Regions from separate parts of the Homo sapiens genome. Here all the other regions are linked to region 3. The links are chromatin loops, found by intact Hi-C in ENCODE. Cell type or tissue: dorsolateral prefrontal cortex. All regions are shown on one strand.

What was found. Peaks named below come from ENCODE experiments on the same cell type or tissue, not always from the same donor. Only the 100,000 strongest peaks of a DNase experiment are listed, where the experiment ranks them.
Region 1: it touches region 3 in a loop (3-fold over the local background); 7 of 110 quality-filtered maps call a loop at or near these places.
Region 2: a loop joins it to region 3, with 5 times the contacts of the local background. A loop is called at or near these places in 15 of 110 quality-filtered maps.

The regions. Positions count from the first base shown.
Region 1 is chr2:80,069,109-80,077,108 of GRCh38, forward strand. All of the region lies in intron 7 of CTNNA2 (catenin alpha 2), which reads left to right. Among named protein-coding and RNA genes, the nearest start is that of MIR8080, 210 kb to the left of the region's middle. In dorsolateral prefrontal cortex, a CTCF peak has its summit at 4,127 (motif pointing right); a DNase peak (open chromatin) is centred at 4,143.
Region 2 is chr2:79,981,567-79,989,566 of GRCh38, forward strand. All of the region lies in intron 7 of CTNNA2 (catenin alpha 2), which reads left to right. Among named protein-coding and RNA genes, the nearest start is that of MIR8080, 120 kb to the left of the region's middle. In dorsolateral prefrontal cortex, CTCF peaks have their summits at 1,118 (motif pointing left) and 1,326; a DNase peak (open chromatin) is centred at 1,095; H3K4me3 peaks cover 626 bases; H3K27ac peaks cover 713 bases.
Region 3 is chr2:79,931,035-79,939,034 of GRCh38, forward strand. All of the region lies in intron 7 of CTNNA2 (catenin alpha 2), which reads left to right. Among named protein-coding and RNA genes, the nearest start is that of MIR8080, 68 kb to the left of the region's middle. In dorsolateral prefrontal cortex, CTCF peaks have their summits at 4,907 (motif pointing right), 5,106 and 5,489 (motif pointing left); DNase peaks (open chromatin) are centred at 4,917 and 5,447; H3K4me3 peaks cover 1,208 bases; H3K27ac peaks cover 1,318 bases.

The DNA.
Region 1 (8,000 bases), 140 kb after region 3:
AGCTCCAATGTCCAAGGGCAGAGAAGATAGATGTCCCAGCTTGAGAAGAGAGAGAGAATTCACCCTTTTTCCACCTTTATGTTCTGTATGGACCCTCAGCATATTGGAAGCTGCCCTAATGCTTGTGCACACTGGTAAAGGTAGTTCTTCTTTACTCAGACTACCGATTCAAATGCTAATCTATTCCGGAACACCGTCACAGAGACAAGTAGGAATAACATTTTGCCAGCTACCTAGGCATCCCTTAACTCAGTTAAGTTGCCATATAAAATTAACCATCACAAATCTACCGCTTGTCAGCATGGTACTCACAAACACTTCTTTTTAAATCATACTTTATCTCTAAATAAAAATAATAGAAATTTATAATTCCATCTAACATGATACAACCATCCGCCATACGATTGAAAATGTACTAATTCCTTCCCCAAAAAAGAAGGTGAAATCTTTGTCTGATCTTTTCTCTTGATACACCATAACTTCAATATTATGATGTGAAATTAACAATGCTTAAATATTTATATAAAGTCAAAACATATTATGTGATAAGGGAATAAGAGAGGAAATAAATTGAAGAGATTTGCTTAATATATGTACGTGTGTGTGTGTGTGTATAAATTCATAACTAATAAGAAAGAAATACTCATGTCAGTGACAGTCCTCCTTTCTGTAAATGGCCATGGCTGGTATTTATAGCTACCTTCTTCTACTATGCATTCTGTTCCCTTTGCCTTCAGCAAGCACCTTAACCTGTCATGCATTTTTATGTGGTAGGTTGACCCAAATCTTTATGCCTGAAGGGTCTGGGCTATTCGTACTTCTGTCTGGAATGTGTTGTAGTCTTCAATTCACTTTAATCACAGGGCATGGTAATACTAAACTAAGAGATCTTCTATATTCCAGACATATTCTTTCTTACCCTGACTGTGGATGAGTGCTACAATTTGCCCTGGTTAGTCTGGATCAATCAGCCCAGCCAACACTGTAACTCCCTTCTCAGTCTATTCACTCATAGGCACATTTAACCCTTTAGAGTAGTGGGTGAGATGATTCTAATTTGATCTAACTAACTTTGCAATAAAGCAGAGATGGGTGCTCCAGTTTTCCTGAAAAGGTAGTTTTGCATTTGAGTCTAATTTACAATAAGCGGGATGATGCCCAGGAAGAAATACTACCTGGATGGTTTCCAAAAATGTTCTATATGAGGGGATTGTGAGTGAGAAGTGTATTAGTTTCCTGTGGCTGCTGTAACACATTATCACAAACTTGGTTGCATAAAGCAACAGAAATTTGTTTTTTCACAGTTTTAGCATCCAGAAGTTCAAATTGGGCCTCACACCTGTAATCCCAGCACTTTGGGAGCTGAGGCGGGAGGATGTCTTGAGCCCAGGAGTTTAACACCAGCCTGAGAAACACAGTGAGACTTTGTCTCTACAAAAAAATAAAAAATAAAACAAAATTAGCTGGGTGTGGTGGTGTGTACTTGTAGTCCAAACTACTTGGGAGGCTCAGGAGGGAGGATCGCTTGAGCCTGGGAGGTCGAGGCTGCAGTGAGCCATGATCACACCACTGCACTGCAGCCTCGGCAAACAGAGTGAGACCCTGTCTCAAAAAAAAAAAAAAGTCTGAAATCAGTTCCATTGGGCCAAAATCAAGGTGTGAGCAGACTCATACTCCCCCTGAAGGCTCTAGGGGGGAATCTCATCTCCTTTCTTCTTCCAGCTGCTGGTGGCTACCTACATTCCTTGGCCATATAACTCCAGTCTCTGCCCATGGTCACATTGCCTTCGCTGTGGTCTCTTTGTGTCAACTGTTTCTCTGCTCTCCTCTTATAAAGATACATGTGTTTATATTTAGGGCCCTACCAAATAATGCAGAATAATCTTCCTATCTCAAGATCCTTAACTTACTTGTGTCTGCACAGACTCTTTTTAAAAATCAGGTAACACTTACAGGCTCCAGGGATTAAGAACTGATAGATTTGAGGGCCATTATTCAGCCTATTACAAAAAGTTTCACATCACTTCATTCCAAAGCCTAAGCCTTGCTCTACTGCACTTCAATATTTTCCTCATTGGTGCTGTATTCTAGTTGTTATTATATCATAGAAAGAAAAAAAGTTTTTGAAAAATTAGAGGACAAACTCATTAAATGGAAGAATTGTAACAAGAAAGAAAGGAGAGATAGTAACAAAGTTTTGCTGAAATATACCTCCTCCCTATTCCGTGCCGTCAATTGTAGCATCCCGCTCTGTTGAATGTCTTCCTTTGAAAGCTTCTCTAAGTTTTTACTTTGAAATGTAGATTTGGTTACCCATTCAGAAATTGCCATCTCACATGTTTAATCAAGACCTTGTCTGTCATTGTTGCCCACTACAAAGTTTTATTTAACCCTGGAGTGAATTTACTGTTCTACTCCTGCTGTGGGCCCCGTGAGGTGGTGTGTGGACCTGAGATGAAAACCACTTGATGTGTGGTTGGAGGGTAATAGACTTCTCTCACCCAGACTGATAAGTCATTACAGGCCCTTACATCCAATAAATCTGAGCTGATTCCCAGCTTGCACTTAGTGTGGCGGAGGGGAGAGAGGACTGAGGGAGGACAGAGTCTTTTCTAAAATGCTGTTCAACGTTGTACAGAGTACTTGGTAACAGATGAGCTCATCGGCAGGGGTTGGAGAATGGTTGTTGAAGTGGTGGCACATTTGGTGGCAAAGGTGGTACCACATGTAATGTCTGCTGCAGACATAACAGAGGAATTCTCGGATTTGGGGAAAACTTGCAAATGAAAATAGTAAAGTTTATCTCCTGCAGAGTTATTGGAAGAGAACAAGAGGGAGGCACTAAGACTCAGATTAAGAGGAGAAAATGTTCCAAATGCTTTGGCAAGGGGATCTTACATATTGGCAGATTTTGACCCTTTTCAGAGTCATGCAATGCTTCTTAAGCTGGAGTCTATAGATAGACACTGAGAGCTCCACAAATTCTCAATTAGAGAAACACTGGCTTTAAAAATAGTGTCAACTCTTAGCCTGATATCTCAATGTCTCCCAAATCTAGCTCCATCTGCCCCTCTTAGTCTACTTTTCTCGCCTCCAGTTTTCCAATTTGGGCTACTCAGCATTCCACAAGACATCTCATATTTGGTACTTTGCACAGATCATATTCCTGCTTTAAAATGTCACCTACCTTTTCTCCTCTTTTCCCTCCCCCACCCCCAGTATGTCCGCTGCCAAAAGTTCCAAGCCCTGCTCTGGTTCTGCCAGTTTCTTGGTGCTCAACTCTCTCTCCTGATTTCTGTAGCACTTAAGCTTGGAAAAGGGCCTTCTGGGGTACCCCACTGCTCCGTATCACTTTTATTTTCTATTTGTTTAATGTTTAAGATTTTGTCTCTGTTTCTCCTGTCACATATTTCTCAAAAACTGCATGCTTACTGTAAATACATAGAGTAACTTCATTTCCATTTTTGGAAGTTGAAAAGCCCTGCCACTAAGACAGGGCTCTGGGGAGCTTGCCCTCCACCCATCCACTATTCCAATACCATTCAAGGTGCAGTGCTGGTCCTGTCCCACCTATTCCAACTAAAACCACATGTCATCAGTGAATTATTGTGGGCAATGCAAAAAGGGAAGGTGGAGCAGAGCAGCGATGGTGAAGAGAGAGAATCTGTAAGAAAATAGGGAGGGTCAAGGGCCACTGAGAAACCTGTGATGGTAGGTAACAGAGAAAGACTTCCAAGCAGGAAAACGAGGGGAAAACGAGGGATGTTCCATTTGATATTATTGTTTACATTGTTGCAAGTAGAACATCCCCCAACTCAGAGTCAAACCTTCTGTTAAGTCAGTATCACACATGTGATGTATGAGTCTATTTTCGTGCAGAAATTAAAGGAAAAAACTGGTTTTCATATTTGAATCAATCAAAGTGAAGCAATTATCGTGAGTAGAAGCCAGAAGCTTTCTACAAAAGTAAAGATGAAATAGTAAGCACTGAAAATATTTGGAGAAATGTGGGTTTGTGGCATAAGGTTGCAGCCAGTCTTCTCTACATCTCATGGGGAAAGGAGATGCCGGGTGGCATTTTAAGGAGTTCAAAGGATTTGGGGACTAATCAAAGAAAAAAATATGACCACAAGGTGGCAGTGGTACACACAGGCTGTGTTAGGCACTTTGACAGGTTTGCAGGCAGAGAGGTTCCTTGCTGTGGAAGTCTGTCCTGAGGGTAAGCGCAGAGGTCCCAGTTCAGAAAGGAAAAAGGGCAGAGATCATCAGAGATTGTGTATCTAGGTGATGTCACTGGGCAGCACAGCAGGGGATCTCTGTGTCTGAGTGCTCAGAAGGGTAGCAGCAGCTTGAGATCTTTACACCCAGAGCTTATGTTATCTGTGGCTACAGGTGTTGGGCACAGATTTGTGAAGTGTGCAAAGCAAGCAAACTCCAATTCACTGAAAATCTGCTTATTTGGGCAATATTTAAGATAATTAGATGTGTAAAAATTTGAGATTGATGCCAGCAGGCTTTTGGGCTAATGGGTCTCAGCCTATGGTGAAGAAACACAGAACCCAAGTGCCAGTGTGCAGGCGCTCTCTGGTTTGTTCATAAAACAAACCTCTCTCTCTCTCTGTCACACACACACACACACACACACACACACACACACACACACTTATAGGATTGGGGTCATATCACATATGTTGTTTTATAACATTTGCAATAATATCTTAATCATTTTTCAATGTCATTACAGATTCTTCTGAAACATTCTTTTTTAATGGCTGCATATTGTTCCATCATGAGCTTCTCTCATGATTAACTAATCCTCTATTTCTGATATTTTCTAACAGATAGTCCAGTATTTCTAATATTGACCTACGGGTATGTAGTGATGGAGTCTGGGGCTTTTTGCTTCCAAACCTGTTTTGGATTCTTGGCTTTACTAAGCAACTGTTTAGCTGGGGAATCACCAAATGATTTTTGAAAATAATGTTAGGAAAAAGACATTTCATTCAAATTCTAAAATATTTAATTATGGCTTGATTTATTTAGTATTTATTTATTTAGCAACATGATGTATGGCCTAAGCTTATAGATTGGTTTTAGTCAAAAAACAACTGTGCTCATCAAATAAGCCCATTATGCAAAGCACACTCCATCATATTGGGTCCCTGAAGAATCCTAGTTTTGAGGTAAAGAACAGACCCCCATCTGGCTACATGTTACCCATCTGCAACAAATCACCGTGACACAAAACATTTAAAGAGGCAGTAGTTGTATTAGGAATGGCATTTCCCCATTTTGAAAGATGTAAGTAAAAACACTGTTTAACATCTGAAGTTCATTTGCAAGAAGAGTAGATGAGCTAGAGAAGGTGGCAGAATGACAGTGTGACTCCCACTTTCTTCATTGTGTGTCTGTATGCGTGTGTGGGGTGAAATAGAGGGCTTATACATGGCAAGATATGCTGCAGGAACAACACCTGATCAAACAACCTGAGTCCTGTACTCTCAATGCAGTTGCAGTGGTGATTCTCAGAGCTCTTCCCCCTCAGTGACCATTTGTGTATTAGACGCTGCTTAAACCTAAGGGGAAATAAGGAGCAAGAGAACAAGATGAGGTTCAAATGGTCTATGCCAGACAACTTACAAAACACATTTCTCTACATAATTCAGTGGAATCACCCCAAATAATACTGCAAATTGTATGTCTCCAATGTTCAGATTAGATTAGGTTACTAAGCCTTACAAATATCTTAGTGACTTTCTCAAGATCCTGGCTGAACCCTATTTGAACTTAGATCTGAAACTTCAAAATCTGTGCTACTTCTAAAAGATTATACAGACAATTTGTCAATTAGGGAAGTCCGTTAAAACTACTGTGTACATGAACATTTGACCTTGATTCGTTTCTATTAGGTCTGTCCATATCCCTTCCCTTACTGTTTTTTTTCTTTTTGTTGTTGTTCTTGTTTCTCCTTTGGTGTTTGCACTTCTATCCCTGTGTGATGGGAAGCCCCTTCATTCTGCCTTTTGTCTGTCCTGGGAAGGTCATCAGATAGGTATTGGAACTTGAAATATTTCAGCTTTTTCTTCTATCATCCATATCAAGATACCTGTATCCCATATTCCTAAGCCATCCATCCTGTACCATCTAAGATGTTAGGGCAAAGTGGCTTTTGATATACACTCTATCTCAGCACAGAACACAGTGGTCAAGAGGAGTTAGCTGTACCTGAATTCTACTCTGGGCTCTCCAACTTACTAGCCATTTCACTCTTGGCAGTTCAATTCTCTCTTAGTGTCTCATTTTCCTCCATTGCAAAATAAGGTGATAATAGCGTCTACCTCCTAGGGCTGTGTAAGGGTTAAATGATGCACTGTGTATAACTTGCTTAGGAAAATGCATAGCACATAGTCATCAAAAAATAACTGTTATAAAAATAATATTTATACATGTATAAATATTATAAAATAATATTTATACATGTATAAATATAAATATTTATACATGTATAAATATAAATATTTATACATGTATAAATATTATAAAAATAATATTTATACATGTATAAATATTATAAAAATAATATTTATACTTGTATAAATATTATAAAAATAATATTTATACTTGTATAAATATTATAAAAATAATATTTATACTTGTATAAATATTATAAAATAATATTTATACATGTATAAATATTATAAAAATAATATTTATAAATTAATTATTTTTATTATATGCTGAAACCACCTGTGTCTTAGGCCATCACTCTAATAGACTTCATTGACTATGAAATGCTTACTCATCACTAGTTACAAGCATGTGTACCGAATGGCTGGAGACAATGAGGAAAGGAGTGCTAGGTAGTTTAAGGACTTTACCTTCTGCCAGCTAAGGACCTACTTTGGAACCATAAGAAATAAATACAACTTTTTTTGCTGTTTTCTTACTGTATCTGGCTCCCTGATAAGAACTTATCAAGCCCTCTTTTCAAAAAGCCTCAATGCCACAAAGTCCTCCCCACCTTCTCAAAAAGGAAATCTACAAGTATTCATTGAAGGCCTCTTCGGTGTTTAGCCTTGTGCCGGGTCTAGGGAATGGAGGTGGGCTTCTAAGATGGCATAGGTTTTGGGTTTCTCAACTTACCTACAGACTTTTTGCATCATTTTTTCCTTTTTTTTTTTTCTTTTTTAGATAGGATCTCACTCTGTTGCTAAGGCTGGAGTACAGTGGTGCAATCACGGTTCACTGTAGTCTTGATTGCCTGGGCTCAAGTGATCCTCCCTGCTCAGCCTCCCTAGTAGCTGGGACCACAGATATGTGCCACCATGCCTGGCTAGTTTTTCTTTCTTTATTTTGTAAAACAGAGATCTCACTATGTTGCCCAGGCTGGTCTCGCATTCCTGGGCTCAAGCGATCCTCCTGCCTTGGCGTCCCAAATTTCTGGGATTACAGGCATGAGCCACTGCACTTGGCTTTTTTTTTTTCCTTAATCATGCTCTTTGTGGAGTTGTCCCTTGCATATCACTTTGCCCCTCTCACTCATTACTTCTGACTTGGGTCCTGTTCATACTGCATCTTGCTAAATAATTTTATAAGCCTTATAACCAAGTAGACATTCTCTCCCTAATGCAAATATATAGCCCCTCTATGTTCTAGAACTCACAACAAGAAAACAGAGTTGCTAAAAGATAAATAGGAGATGCTTTAAAAAGTTAGAGACCCACCAGGAGATTGAGACCATTCTGGCTAACACAGTGAAACCCCGTCTCTACTAAAAAATACAAAAAAAAAAATTAGCGTGGTGGTGGGCACCTGTAGTCCCAGCTACTTGGGAGGCTGAGGTAGGAGAATGGTGTGAACCCAGGAGGTGAAGCTTGCAGTGAGCCAAGATCACGCCACTGTACTCCAGTCTGAGCGACAGAGTGAGACTCTGTCTCAAAACAAACAAACAAACAAAAGTTAGAGACTCACTAACATGACTAAAGTTAAAAAGCTTGATA
Region 2 (8,000 bases), 51 kb after region 3:
CTAACTCTAACATGTATTCCAGAAGACAGTTGGAAAACACGGCCACAGTACACAATAGACTTGCTTTGTAATTAAAGTCATTCTTATGGACCCTAGGAAAATCAGTTATTATCATAATGTAAAGCAATTTTATCGAGCAAAAGCTTACTTTTTCAGAAAAGAAAATGTCCAGTCAAACTTGCCCATTATTTATTTCGTAAATTTTTTATGTTCAGATTTTTAAGTGTAAATACCTAACTAATGTATGTCCTTTCTGGAGAAATGAAATAGGAAAAAAAAGTATAAATCCTGGCAAACTTTGATTTAAACCTGGATCCGTAACCCAGAATTAGCCTTTCTTGATTAAACGACTTTGAGTTTCAGTTTCCTCATTAGGATAAATAAAGATAATAGAATATGAACTTCAAAAGATTGTTGTAAGGATTATATATAAAAACAGCCAAGTTCTTGGTTCATGGTAGTGTTTTGTTTTTGTTTTTGTTTTTATTTTGAGACAGGGTCTTGCTCTGTTATCCAGGCTGGAGTGCAGTGGCATGATCACAGTTCACTGCAGCCGCAAACTCACTGGCTCAAGAGATTCTCCCACCTCAGCCTCCAGAGTACCTGAGACCACAGGCATGTGCCACTATATATATATATATATATATATATATATATATATATATATATATATATGTATGTATATGTACACACACACATAACATATATATAATATATATAACATATATAACATATATAAAACATATATAACATATATAACACACATATAAAACATATATAACCTATATAACCTATATAACATATATATAACATATATAACATATATAACATATATAACATATAACACATATATAACACATATATAACATATATATAACAGAATCTGCTTATTACAGACTCCTAACTACACACACACACACACACACACACACACATGCACGCACACACACACATATATATATTTTGTAGAAATGGGGTCTCTCCATGTTGCCCAGTCTTCATGGTAGGTTTCTGATGTTTCTGTTAATTGCTCTTTGCTTCCTATTAGCATATCCTTTCCTACTCAGTGTAAAATGACAACTATGTGCTATGCCGGTGGCACCCCCTGGAGGCCTGTGACAGTATTTTGGTCTGTCGTCCTCAGTGCTTGCGTTTTTTTCTCTGGGAAATTTTGCTTTCACCTATTGATCTCCATTTTTGTGCTTTTACAGACATACAATTAGTTGAGTCAACATCATACTGTTTTTACTTATTGATACATATGTAAACTTTTTAAAAACTCACTTTCCTCTATCTCTCTTTCAAATTTGACTGATGGATTAAAGGAATAACTCTCTCTCTCTTGACCACAGATTATTTCATTTATGAGGAACCAAGCTATTTTGATGTCTGTGAATGAACTTAAAAGAATGGTTCTCAGCCTGGGTCTCTCTATCAAATAATTGATGGCCACTGGTTTTGGAATTAAATTGGAGAAAATAGAGAAATCCTGCCCCCAAATTACACAACCCTGGAAAGCAACTATATAACCCCTCAAGGTCCAGTCAACAGTTTTATATATATATGTGTATATATATATATATTTTGTATATCACATCTATATTAATACATATATGTTTTATATATTCATATACCTATATTAATATACAACATATCCATATTAATATAATAATAAATTTTTATAGTTTAACATTATATACATTTTTATACATATAAAATTCAACACTTGTGGGATGAAGAAGACAAAGTCCCTGCTTGCGTGAAACTTATATCCAAATGGAGGAGACACACAATAAATACATAGAAAAATAAATAATAAACATTTTTATAAACACTGTGAAGAAACTGACCCAGTGCGACAGTACAGATGCTGACTAGGATAGGGAGGGTCTCCTTTAGATACTCATGGTGCGTGCTTCTCTAAGAGAACTTGGTAATTAGAAGGATGTAGACATTTAAAACTCACTTGGAAATGTGTTGCAGACTAATGCAACAGAAACCATTAAGGCCCAGTTAAGAACAAGCTTGGAGTCTTCAAAGAATAGAGGCCAGTGCGTCTTGTGTCAAATGAACAGGTAGGAGGAGAGTGCTGTAACTGATAAGAACCTCGGAATGAATCCTGTGTCTCTCTTGTATTTCCTTAAATTCTCTGTTTTTAAGAAAACTTGAAAATAAAAGATTTTCTAATCTTAAAATTGTGTTTGATTTGCTTAATTACTAGTACTGCAAAGCCATTGCTTCTTACTGTTTTTATGTCATTTCTCTTTGGGTTTAAATGAATGTTGAAGGGCTAGCCTGGGAACTGACTCACGTTTATACCATGCTCCTGAGAGAAAATATAATCCAAATTGCACTGAAAACTTTGGAACATAGTTCTTTTTCAGATAGGGACAACCTATACTGGAGTGATTAAAAAAAATAAAAGCAGGTCCTCATTTATCATAAAGCCTCATTACTCCAAAACCTCGGTTTCTACTCAAGCTGTGCCGAAGATTACCTTTGTCCTATTATGAAGACTTGCTACACAATTCCCCATAATAATTGATTTAGAATTGGCATGTTCAATTTAATTCTGGGTTTGCAGAAACTTCAACACATTAATGCAGATGGATTTTGTTAATTGCCACGGAATTTTCATGTGTTCATAAAAGTAGTGCTGGCAACCAGGGCCTCTGTTTGGAAACCCTCTTCAGAAAAATGCCTAAGAAAGGATTTTTTTCCCCACTGTCTCCACATTGAGCAAGTTAGTGTTGTTCTGAGAAGAGAGAAAAGAGTTAGTTATTGATGGGGGCATTGATCCAAGTCCTTCTTCTCACTTCAATATTAAAAGATAAAAGGGCTGATTGTGCTCATTTATCATGCTGGTCTCTGTTTTACCTTAAACCCTGATTTTCCACATTTTTCTTTACAAGGCATCCTTTTCATCTCCTACATCCTGTCAAATTTACAAGTTACCTTTGTGCTGATCTATACTTAATTAATTTAAGAGACATCTTTGCCAAAATGTACTTTAGGAAATGCAACCGGGTTGAGAATGATGCCTTAGTTTGTAGAACTTCCAAGTGAAGTGTGGCTATGAGTCAGTGTGCTGAGGGCAGAGGGGCACTGTACAGAGGAGTGAACCACAGAGTGAGACTCACAGAGGCATCAGAAATGCCCAGCCCTGCCATTATTGCTCCCTGACCCATCCTTCTGCCTCCTACCTCCTTTCCCTTCACTATATCCTCTGATCAGCAGCACTGTGACCTATCTAATATACTCACTGTGTCAGGTCATAATCCCCTGCTTAAAAATCCTAGGAGGTTTCCCATCACCTATAGTAAGGATTGGCAAACAATAGCCACAGGCCAAATTGCCTGTTTTTCTCAATAAAGTTTTATTGGAACACAGCCATGCCCATTTGTTTACATATTGTCTATGGCTGCTCTTGGCCTACAAAGGCAGAGCTGAGAGGTTGAGAAGCAGAGACTGTCCAAAAATGTTTACCTTCTGGCTCTTAACAGAAAATGTTTACTGACCCCCAGCCTGCATGATTGGGTTCAAACCCAAAGCACAGCACTTCCCAAGATGCTTCCAGCCTGCCCTGCAGGCTGATCTGTAGCCAACTCCTCCACTGCATCCTCCACTCTGACCCCCCGTAGATAACTCATTATTCCTATACAGTGCTGCACACTCCATGCCTTTACACTCACTGTTCAGAATTCTTTCGATGGCACTGCCTCAACCCCAGGGGCTCTGAACCACCTTCCTTTACACTGATGCCTCACCAGCTTCCCCTGTAGGTGAATTCTGTCACAGCCTTTCAGCATTGCTCAGGGTACATCCCTACAGTCATTAGGTGCCTTTTCCTTATGTGTGCAAACTGCCTCTTCAGTGAGAGTGGCAGCCTCTGAGTGTTTTGCATGCTTTCCTCAGAGTCCAGTCTAGACCTAAACACACAGTACGTGCTCAATAAGTAGGTGTTTAATGGACAGACAATAAGTAAGGTGGCCATCCTGCCTATAAACTAAACAAAGGACATGATGGGGTAAAGCAAATGTTGTCACATTTTCACATTAATCGATGCATTAATGTTGCTCATTAAGCAAACTAATCTACTGTATATGTTAACGTCAATGGAAACAGACAGCACTAGAAACAGAAGCTGCAAGCAGCAGGCCCAGCAGCAGGGAAGTCTGAGCATGGCCTTGCCTGCCTAGAGTGTGCCAGCAGCCAGCATCCAACCTCCTGGGTGTCTTGTAGCAGACCTGGAGCCAGGCAAGTGGGAACAACTGCCAGATATCATACCAGGGCAAGTGCAAATAGATGCCTGAGTCCCAGGTCTCCATCATAAAGCAAATATCTGTCCTTATTCCCTCTAGGGGACCACTTGCCCACACCCCAGGCAACAACAGGAATAGACATTTGCTTTCCGAATGTGCCTGCCCCAGAGGCCAGCCTCTGTTTTAATATGTATTCTTGGAAGTACATGGGATAGGTGAGTTTGCTTTGAAGGGCATATTTTGACTCTATGAGGGACAAATCCTTTTGCCAAAATTTTAACAACTAACTTTAATTTACCACGGGAGATGTTGGTAAAAATTGTCAAGACCTCTTTAAGTTTTCAGCAAATGCCAATAGCAGCTTGGACATGATTGCTGCTAAGATGCCTTTAATGAGCTGAATAGTGGAATGATTGCCTTTGCTTCTTCCTTTGAAAACAGACATTCCCCAGTAGCTGCTGAACATCCCCAAGGATGTTCTTTGAGGATATTCCTCTTTACTTTGTAACCATCACTTGCCCATCCCTACTGCAAACTCTTGGCCCTACCTACGGCACCCTGTGTGACATAGCAATTGCTTTTTCTTTGGTCCTCTGGAGAACTGTTGGTGGGACCACTGATAGTCTTATCAGTGAATTCCCTAAGCTGTAATAGTCTCAACAAAGGATCCATTCTGCAGCATTATATAATGCTGCACTTTTCGTTGTTCTGCTCTCGTGTGACCCTAAATGTTGCTTCTGCAGGAAGTTTTATGCAGGTGGAGGGGCTAACTTACCACTTACACACTTCCAAAATCACTGCCATCATCTTCTCCCTGCCTAGGCCTCATGACATTTCTGCTCACCAAAAGCATACACTACTATTCCGTTCACCTTTTCCTCCATGACATTGTTGAGGAAGGTTGAGTGGAAATAAAGAAGATGGAGATTCTAGGAAGATGAGGTTAGATGGATAAGATGGGGTAGGAGTCCCAGAGTTCCAACATGAAGAGTAGCCCAAACTGCTTCTCAAAGAAGCTACTTCCAGGGCCTCTGTTTACATGTTGTCTTTAAGAAGTAATTTAATCCAGAATGTAACAGACATCTTGATCTGCCCTGAGTTTACAAAGATCAGTGAACATAAAAAGGAAACACAAAGTTGGATCTTGCTGCCTCAAGGTGGAAGTGTCTGGGGGTTGATTGGGCCTGTGGATGCTTTTCTTGACTGGCAGCCCCGGGCCCAGAGTGCTGTGTGGTGTTTGGTGTCTTGTGGAACCACTTTTTTTCCCCACTGGAAGCTGTCTCTCTTCCAAAATTCAAGTCCACAATTCTCCAGGAAGGTCAAGCCCAGCACTGGCCCCTCACCCCAGCCAGGGCGTCAGCCTGTGTCCTCCATCTTTTTTGTCAGGGTGAGCCTTTATCATGGAGTAAAATGCTCTGAAATCTGCAGGGTCTGTGTGTGAGGATCACACTTCCCGTGTTCCTCCATATCTTCCTTTATCTCCAGCTTGCTCACTGTCCTGATTTTCTAGCATCTCATTGAAGCAGCTTGATGTGACAGACATTTTGGAGGTTTTGAATTCAGAAAGAACTGGGTTCAAGTCCCACCTGTGCCTCCTAACGAGCTAGGTGACCTTGGGCAAGTTAATCTTCGAGAGTCTCAGTTTATTTCACCTTTGAAAGGGAAAGTTAGTGATATTTAGCTCATAACATGGCTGTGAGGAATGAAAACTACTTTGACACATACTGGGACTTTAGTAAATGGAAGGTATAAGTTGCAGGCATGTAGAATTTCACTAATTTCCTCAATTTAAGACAATAAATGATAGAAATGAATAAACTTTATATGTCCTTCTCCCTATTCATGACTGTAGAGTTGTTATGTGGCACTTGTTTTATGAAGCATTCTCTCTGACATTGTAAAAAATAATACATCTACCACAACCATGTCTAAATGGCTAAAAGCTATATGCACCCACTTAAAAGCACTTTGAGATAAGTACTGTTAAGTGGAAAATGCCCAGAATACAGTGACACCAGTAATTCTTACGTTGTTTTCAATGTTAGTTCATATTCAGATTAAACAAATAATTTCTGCCTGCCTAAAATATATCACGGTCTGTTAGATAGAGCCTACAGTTACCCTGTTCAGGTCTCAATAAATCTGTGTGGTTTAAGGGAAGTTGGGACAGACTTTCTAAATGGAGTCCATTAGTTCATGATTCTTGAGAGTTGACTGAATGGCAGACTTCCCTGGTTTTGTTTAGTAGCTTCTGCCTGTATTACCCCCAAGAATTGGGTTATGGACAGGACACAATGGGAATTTCATTTTGTGGAGGTTAAGTGTACAGAATATGGCATCAAATCATGTAGGTTGCAATCCTGGCTGCTCCATATACCAGCTACGCAGTTTCCTCATTTTTAAGATAGGATTACTCTTGGTACTTCTGTCATAGGGCACAGGTAAGAGCTTAGACTATCGCCACCATCAGCACTATCATCGTGGAGGCCAGGTGCCTCTATGATGTGTCTATTTGAATATTTAGCACTTGTCCTCAAACCCACTGACCAAGAGGGCATGTTAAAATGGCCACATCAGAAAAAAGAAATGGTAGAGTTAGTGTTCTTTGTGTTGCTCTTCTATATGAAGTGTATGTGTATGTGTGTGTGTGTGTGTGTGTGTGTGTGTGTGTGTATTAGCTTCTATGTGAGGAGCCACACTAAATGCTAGGCACTGTGCTAAGAACTCCACATCTATATTTTTATTTAACCTCAAGTAATTCTGTGAGAATTCTGGATACTTGCAAGAGCTTATTTTACAACCAAAGAAACTAAGGCTCATTGAAGAAAGTAACTTCCCACAGTTGCCAGAGTTGGAATTCTAAGGTTCATGCATTTAGTGGATTTGTTAGAAGCTATATGTAATTGGCCTGCTTATCTCTGCAACTCTAAGGAATGAAAAATCAGTTCATGAGCCCAGGATAAAGTGATATGTACAAGAAGGTTTCTTTCGATCAAATGTTGCATATCTGAGGCTCATGAATGAAGATGAGAAAATAAAACCCTAAGTATACATTTTAGAAAAAGTCTACTGTAATTTGTATTGTGTTGAATGATAAAAGTTCTTTTACTGTATAGCTTTTGTTCAGGATTTAATTACAGGAATACTTTAGCCTCTAACTGTGGATCATTGTTTGGTTAATGTCTGATGGATTGACATTTTTCCAGTATGTTGGATAAAACGGAAACCTCGAGAATTGCATAGTCCTTTAGGCAAAAGAAGACAGGATGCTAGAGGTTTTTGTGATACTTATGAATTAAAATATGCACTGATGGTGGAGTATTCCTCCAAGAAACCCTTAACAAGTAACGGTTTCATAATTCAAATATAACCCAAAATACAAACATTTCAAAGGAAACAAAAATGTTGGGTCTATTCCCAATGCATGTTTCTAAGTCTCTTAGCCTGCTCTCGGCTTTGAGATAGAAGCACTTCTTCCTCTTCCATGGAAACCACTACAAATTGGAGTATTAGGCTGGGCGCAGTGGCTCACGCCTGTAATCCCAGCACTTTGGCAGGCTGTAGTGGGTGGATCACTTGAGCCTAGAAGTTCAAAACCAGCCTGAGCAACATGGTGAAAATCCCGTCTATACAAAAACAAACAAACAAACAAAAAAATTATCTGGACATGATGGCATGCACCTGTGTAGTCCCAGTTACTTGGGAGGCTGAGGCAGGAAGATCATTGAGCCCAGGAGG
Region 3 (8,000 bases):
TGATTTTGATTAGACAATTTTTAAATTATGAAATTTCATGGGATAATTTTAATCCATTAAACTCTTCAGTATGCAGAATTTCAATCCATTAAACTCTGCAATATGCATTAATATCCTGCACAATGCAACTGTTCACTGTGTATGTGTTAACTAGTGGTTAAAAGACCTTGTATGTTATTGACTCACCAATAAGTTGTAGTTTTATATCATTTAAATTCATCTTGTCTTTTTAATTATATTTATCTATGAATATCGGATATGTTTTAAAATGCAAAATTTAATTATGAAGAATGGGTTTCTTTTGTTTTTCTTTTTCTCCCCTATACCCACTCCCCTTTACCCCATTATCCCAGCCCTTATTAACCACCATTCTATTCTATGCTTCTGTGACTTTTTTAGATTCCACATATAAGTGAGGTCATGGAGGAGAATGCATTTCTTAATTGATTTGTACCCATGGTCCTCAAAGTGTGATGTGAGGACTAGCACTAGTCTGTAAGCTATTTGTTACTAGTCTTCAACAAGATATGTACAATAATTGTCAGCATTTAGAAACTTTTGTAGTAATTTTGCATTTCCTCAACAATGGCACAGAATTTTACAAAGGTTGATCAGTTCTCAATGGACTGGAAGTTTGTTTTTTTAACTACTTTTCATCCCAGATAGTCTGGGAAGCCTCGTTTCACCTTTCAGTTGGTAGTACCCTAAAAGGGGAGAGAGGCAGACAACCACAAAAATACAAGCAGATGTTTGCAAAGGCAATACAGGCAAGCAAGTTCAGCTTAATGCTATACAAGGCTCCTAATCCAAACATGGGAATCCAGGGATTTGTGGATCCTGGAGAGGTCACCTACTCTCAGAATCTCTCTCTCCTTACCCAGTCTTACTGCCCCAAATCCCCAGCACTAGCTTTTTAGACAAAAACAGTTGCGTATGGAAGGTACTGTTTAAAATGCATGCGGTCAGCAACTGCCCATTGAGCCTCTCTCACACCTTCAGATTCTTTGATGAGGTTGGCTTACAAAGCTCAGGACCGAGGTACATTCTGATCCAATGGATTTCTGTGGGGACGAGCCTCACCCACCTGGGGCTGAGTGGAGCAACTCTTACTGTTGTACACCCAGACTGCAGAACCTGAGCCCTAAAGGCTATGGGGACCTGCCCTTCCTCCCCACACTCTACCTCCAGAGCCCTCCCTTTCTCTGAAAAAACAATGCTTTATTATAGTTATACAGGATGGAAAAGAAGAATGATGAGAGGAAAGAGAAGAAACAGATAAAAGGGAAAGAGGAGCAGGGGAGAAAGCTAACTGTGTGATGGAGAAGAGGGAACCAGTGAACTTGGGATTTGAGAGTATGTGAAATCATAGTTTAAAACCTTTAAGGTTTTGTCTTTTAACTCCGGCCACCTCTCAGCCACCTATGCTGAGATACTTGTGTGTGAGATTCTTTTTTTTTTTTTCTTTTTTTGGTGTTTTCTTAATGCTAGATCAATGAAAATACTGTTTCAGCTTGAATTTATGATGTAAGTGAGCCAGTTATTGAAGTAAGCTTGCTGTGTGTACACCATGAACTACTCAATTTACAATATGAAAATAATTCCCAATATTAAGTGTAAATAAAGTATGATTTACATTTTATGTAACTGCTAGTTTATGAGTACTCAAGACTTTGTACATTTTAACAAGGCCTATTTTTAATTGAATATTGAAAAACTAGATCCTCAAACTTTTCATCACATACATTGAGTTACAAACTTGACAAACCACCCCATCTTCTTCCTTGCATTTTTACCACCACACTTTGTATTTCATGCCGTGGTCATGACAGGCACCTGTTGATACCCAGAAAAAGAACTTTGAATGTGTCTACTGTAATAGTGTGCATTGATCCTGTTGATCCCTGTGATCTTTGAAGTGTGTGTTTCACCAGTCATTAATTTATTTTGTCTGTACGTACGTCATTTTAGGTCAGCTCTCTGTTGTCAATATTTCTAGCATATATATTTGATTAGCTCTAAGTGGAGATTTTTGTTTGTGGATATCTTGGACAATTATAGTTATCATTTCATGCTTTATAGGGTTTTTGTTTTCTGTGTTAACATCACCACTACCACCATAATCACAATGGTATTTATTGAGCAACCTCTGTGTAAATTGGGTAGACATTTTCTCTTAGGTCATAGATTCATGGGTTTAATATAAAAAAGGGGCGGGCAGAGGAAGCTTATATTTATTGGATATTTATTGTGTACCCACCATGTTACGGGCTATCATATTGAACCTTTCTAACAACACTGTTCGGCTAGGATTTGTATCTTCATTTTTTAAATGAGAAAATTGAATCTCACAGAGTTAAGCTACTAGACCTAGTGAAACAAAGAGGCTGAAATTCAAATCTAGATCTTTGGGCTTCTGGTATTCTCTTTTTTTTTTTTTTGAGATGGAGTCTTCCTCTGTCGCCCAGGCTGGAGTACAATGGCAAGATCTCGGCTCACTGCAACCTCTGCGTCCCGGGTTCATGCCATTCTCCTGCCTCAGCCTCCCTAGTAGCCAGGATTACAGGCACCTGCCACCACACCTGACTAATTTTTGTATTTTTAGTAGAGACGGGGTTTCACCATGTTGGCCAGGCTGGTCTCGAACTCCTGACCTCAGGTGATCCACCTGCCTCGGCCTCCCAAAGTGCTGGGATTACAGGCATGAGCCATCGCACCCAGCCCTGGAATTACTATTCTTTACATGGTCTAACCACCTGTATGCTTTTAAGCACACTTAAAATGTTTCTGTGCTTCATTTACCTGCATTAATGCTTTGTGTGGTTTTAGTTTTTTAACATTTTTTGAATAGTTGTGACAGCTTGATCACATCTCCAGATAACATTGCATATGGAGCATTTAAAGATCAGTAATAAATATAAAATTTAAGGAAGTTCCATGAGGTAATAGAAACCATTCCAAAATGAAAACAGAAGAGGTCTATGTTTTAGGTTCAGGTCGGCACTAAGCTGTAACTATAAACTTTGAATATTTTATTTATGTATAAAATGAGAAAGCAGAGATACATAATTTCTAAGGTTGAGCTTTAAAATTATATGCCTATATGGTCTGAAAAACATTCTTGAACTATTTTAATTTTGCCTATCATCCAAATACATTTTAAAAAGAAATTCTATTTTCTCTGACTTTGTGTTTGAATTAAGAAGATGAAAATCAATTTGGCCTGATTACAGAACTTAACTATATTAGGCTGGTGCAAAAGTAACTGTAAAAACAGCAATTACTTTTGCACCAATCTAATAATATCAGCAACAGCCAAACACTAATAGCAATAATAATTTGCCTACTTTTAAAATCATGTGTTATCTTTAACTGTGCAACTCTACAAAATTGTTGAGTGGTTGTTCCCATTTCACAGATAAATAAATTGAGGCTCAAATAAGTCAATATGATTGGGGTCAGAAGAGCTACTACAGGTGGGACTTGAGTTTACACTCAGCTTTCCTTGTATTCTAAGCCCATTGTCCTTACATCATTCCAAAGGCAAGTCCCAGCCCAGAAGTCTTTGAGCATCCCAAGTAGGGAGGGTATGTGGCTTAAGGGACTGGTTGCCTCTTCTGTGATGAAAGCTGTGTCCTTGCTCTGCAGCTCAGGATTAGACACTACCAGATGTGATATACAGAGGGGAACAAGGTGAGCTCTTCCTCATTTCCCCCCAAAAAAGACATGGGACCCTTTGGTGTAATGAAAGAACCTAGCCCAATGGCTTAAATCCTATTTTATGTTACAAATGTAGGTAGCATTACTGAAAAGAGATAGATTTAGAATAAATGCACCAAGGTTTTACTTTCAAAGATAAGTAGAAGTTTGAATGAGTTTGCTAAGAGGAATTTTAGAATGGATGTATAAATAGGGCTCAATAGTTATTTGGATGAGATTGCAGTTGCATAGATCCTTAACAAGTTATACAGTTAAAGTTGGTATATTTTTTTGATGTTTGCCAGAGAGGGGGAGCAGAGTTAGCATTATCTCCTTGACGGACACCCATCTTCCTCCCTAATGAATAATAACAACAATGAAAATAATGACTACATTACTGACAGGCTATTCTCTGCCAGCCGTGGTGTTAGGTGCTTTGCACTTATTACTTCTTTTGATTCTGCTGACAGCCATACTAGGGAAGAACACTATTGTCTTTGTTTTATAGATGAGGGGGCAGAGCCTCCAAAAAATTAAATGCCTTGTCCAAAGTCACATGGAGGCAAAACCACAATTTAGACTGGTCTGCCCAGAGCCCGTATTTCTTCTTTCTCTCTCTCTCTTTTTTTTTTTTTAACTTTTTATTTGGAAATAATTTTAAATTTACAAAAAGTTGCAGAAAAGTACAAAGAACGATATATGCTTTACTCAGATTTGCCTGTTAACATTTTGCCCTATTTTTGACCCCACACTCTCCTGTTACACTGCAGCCTCACAAAGAGAGGCTATCATTTATTTTTAGTGCCCTGGATTTAGTTGATCTCATGATCAGCCCAGTCTGGCTCACCTTGTTCAATGCTCTAGTGAAATTCTACATTTCAAATATCTTTGAAATAGAAGAATTGGTGTCACATTGTAGTTATACGAAGACTATACATGAGATGAATGCATAAATCTAACTGGGGTGGAGAAATGACTACCTTTTACAAATTGTCCCTCTAAAACGTTTTGGGGTTTGCTGATTATTTTCGAAAGAATGTTGACAGAGGCCTGGCAGTAATAAATAATACACCTTGTGTTATTTTTCCTTGCAGAGATTTCCTTTTTGAGTGGCATTTTTTTCCCTTTTTAGGTTTATTTACCCAGTTGTTGAAATCAAAATTAAATGCAAGTCACAGTTCTTTGGACTGTCAAAGGACATGACCAGAAGAGGGCAGACTTGCATGCTGCAACCGTTTCCCGTGTAATTGAGCAATCTGCATGCTGATGTTATAGAATGGCAATGAAGAGAGATTTAATAATAACTAAAATGAAAGGCTTATGCTTATTTGGTACAGGATTTCTAATAAGACATCAGAGTCAAAGAGGCTTAAAAGAACAATGTGCTCTATTTAGTGTATTCTAAATGTGAAGAAAACCATATTCGTTTGATTCTATTTTTTTTTTCTTTCTGAGGCAGTACTCGTTTCCTCAGTATTTCTGAGTTTGTTTTTTTTTATTTTTTTTCTCATGCTGGGATTTTTTTTTTTTCTCTGTAGTCACCCAGAGAATTTTCAGTGGTGAATGCTTTTGAATGCCTTATAAAGGTACAAAGTTTATCTACAGTTTACGGTATTATTTAATTGTCATACCTGTGAAAGGAGGAATGGTGAAAATCCCTTATTTATGCCTCTACTTCCTGAATGTGCCCTGTGGGAACAGAGTTACAGACAACCCGACCCCCTTTTCCTCCTCTTGGCTCTTGCCTGCAACCGGCATCCTCTGGCCCTTCGAGTGCCACCATCTAGTGGCTGTTTCTGGAAACTCCAAGCGTCCTTTTTTTTTTTTCCTAGCATCTTTCAACCCACCTCAGTTGTAGACAGGCTTAATTAAAGTTGTCTAAGGAAGCTTCTTTCTTTTGGATACTGGCATAACCATTTTCCTTACCTTAAGCCATCGTTCCTCACCTTAATCCATCTTGCCTCATTATATTAGAGAAGTTTCACAGTCTTTCCAGGGGTAGAGGTCTAAAATTTATACACTTGGGAGACTCTAGTTAAAAATAATACAAAATCATGAATAAACATTAGATACCAGGATTTAGAGGAGGCCTGTGCAGATGAAGAGTCTTGAAGCTTGAAGTCTCTTAGATTTTTCTCTTATCTCCTCCCCACACTCACCTTTCTTTCGTTTTCTGTCATGTTACATGACCTAAGTAAGCCGCGAAAGAGCCACTTTTCTTATCCTGTTTGCTAAGTATTGATGTGAAGGTAGTTTCCATTGTTTTGTGATGAAATTACACATAGAAAATAATGCCATTGACCTCCAGATGTCTTTTTATGACCTCTTCCTCCCTTCTTATTAAATATTCTTCCCAATGGAAAACAAATATTCATAAAAATTACATAGAGGTTTCTTATTCAATTTCTTGTCATTTCTACTTAATTGTCAACATCATAATAGTATTTGGTAGTGCTTTGCTTTAAACATCAATTTTTGTTTCAAATGTAAGCCAGTTGACTTACATTCTAAGTTAGGGTTTTCTGGCCTGGCTGGAAGAACTAACAGCCACATATAGCACTTTTATAAAGGAAACTACTATCAGTGTTACAAACAACAAATTTAGAAATGAAATTTGAGAAAACAACCTGCTCATAAGATGGGGCCAGTCTACGTGACGTGGAAGACAATCCATCGTTTCACTTAGCATTCTGCATGTAGTGTCTGCAATCTTCAGGCTATGTCTTCACTCATGATTTCTTGACATATCTGCACATACCCCTCATTATTTCATATTTCTCTAAATTTTCTCACTTTTCAAATCATCTGTATTTACAAGGCTAATGGTATATTACTATGCCTTCAAAGGAACATTAGTATCATTTGTCATAATTAGAAGATAACCACAGAAAAAAATACAATGACATGAAAATGAAATTAAATATTAAGAAGATACTGAAGCCGGCCAAGGGCCCTGTTCCCTCTATTAAAAAGGAAGATTAGAACAGGCTGGAGAGGCTTAAAGTAAAAGAAATGAAGACTGTATTCTAAAGCTAATCAGAAGACTGAAAAGACAATTAAAAGAGGACTACATTTCTTTCTAAGTAATTCTGTGGTGCTTAATGTCCCATCCTGGTTCTATTTAAAATAGTCTTTGAGAAACACTGATGAAGAAAGTTTTTGTTTTTACTCTTGTAGACATTCCACATGCCTTTCGAGATTCATTCTATTGACCTTTTAGAGGGTGGGATTAATCATGATGTGTTGAGGCAGACATGTTTTTTAAACTCTATGTTACTCAGATTTGATTGGTATGACACCAACTTCCCATGGCTATTTTAACTGTTAAATTAGAAAACACATGGAAAAAAGCCTAGAACAGTGGTTTTCCCTCAAAAATGGCAGTGCCCTCAAATCTGCTCCCATCTCCCAACCAAGGAGGAGCTGAGAAGTAAGGGAGGAGGGGAGAACCAGCTCACTGTCGCCTATTTCATTGTGTAAAGCAAATGAGCCCTTTGTTTTTATAGATATGTAATAATATGAATAAACATATACATTGTAGAGCTTGATTTGTAGAACAGAATTTGGATCCTCATTATATGATTTTTTCACAGTTTCAGAAAATGGAGTATCAGAAACAGTGATGAAGATGTATTTGGATTGACAGTCTAATTAAAGATATTTCTCAGTGTAACATTTATACATATGAGTAGATTCACAATTTGGAAGATTTTAAGACACTTTCCTGTATGTGTGTGTGTGCTTATGTGTGTTGGAGGGATTTGTAGCTGTCAGAAAATATTATTATCCAACATTTTTAGAGAGTGAACCGAATTGTAAGAACAGCGAGCGATCTGTTCGCATTATGCACTTAAATTATGACTAAAATCACAGGCATAAAATCAGAGTATGCACTTTTTGCATAAAGACAAAGCATTTGTTCTTCAAATGAGATGGAGGTGGCTCCAAAGAGATAGCCATGGCTTTAAATGGCACTTGCCAATTTTTTTTAAAAGTATTATCTAGAACACTTTAGGGCACAATGTGTAGTAATGTAGTTACTACAAGGCTGTTTGATTCATTGCCAAATAGTACTCAGAATTCAGAGATCAGATAAATTAGATTTTAATTGGGTTTTAAAGCTAAGATGAATAGGTAGATAAGGTAGAATTGGTCAAAAACATACTAATGTAATAAAACCTTTGGTTCTCTAAGGCTCTTGCATTAAAGACCAGGCAGCTATCACTGACAGACAATGCCATGGAGTGGTCCTGAAAGATCGATATTAACAGGTGGAGTGTGCACTGGGTTCCAACATAATCATG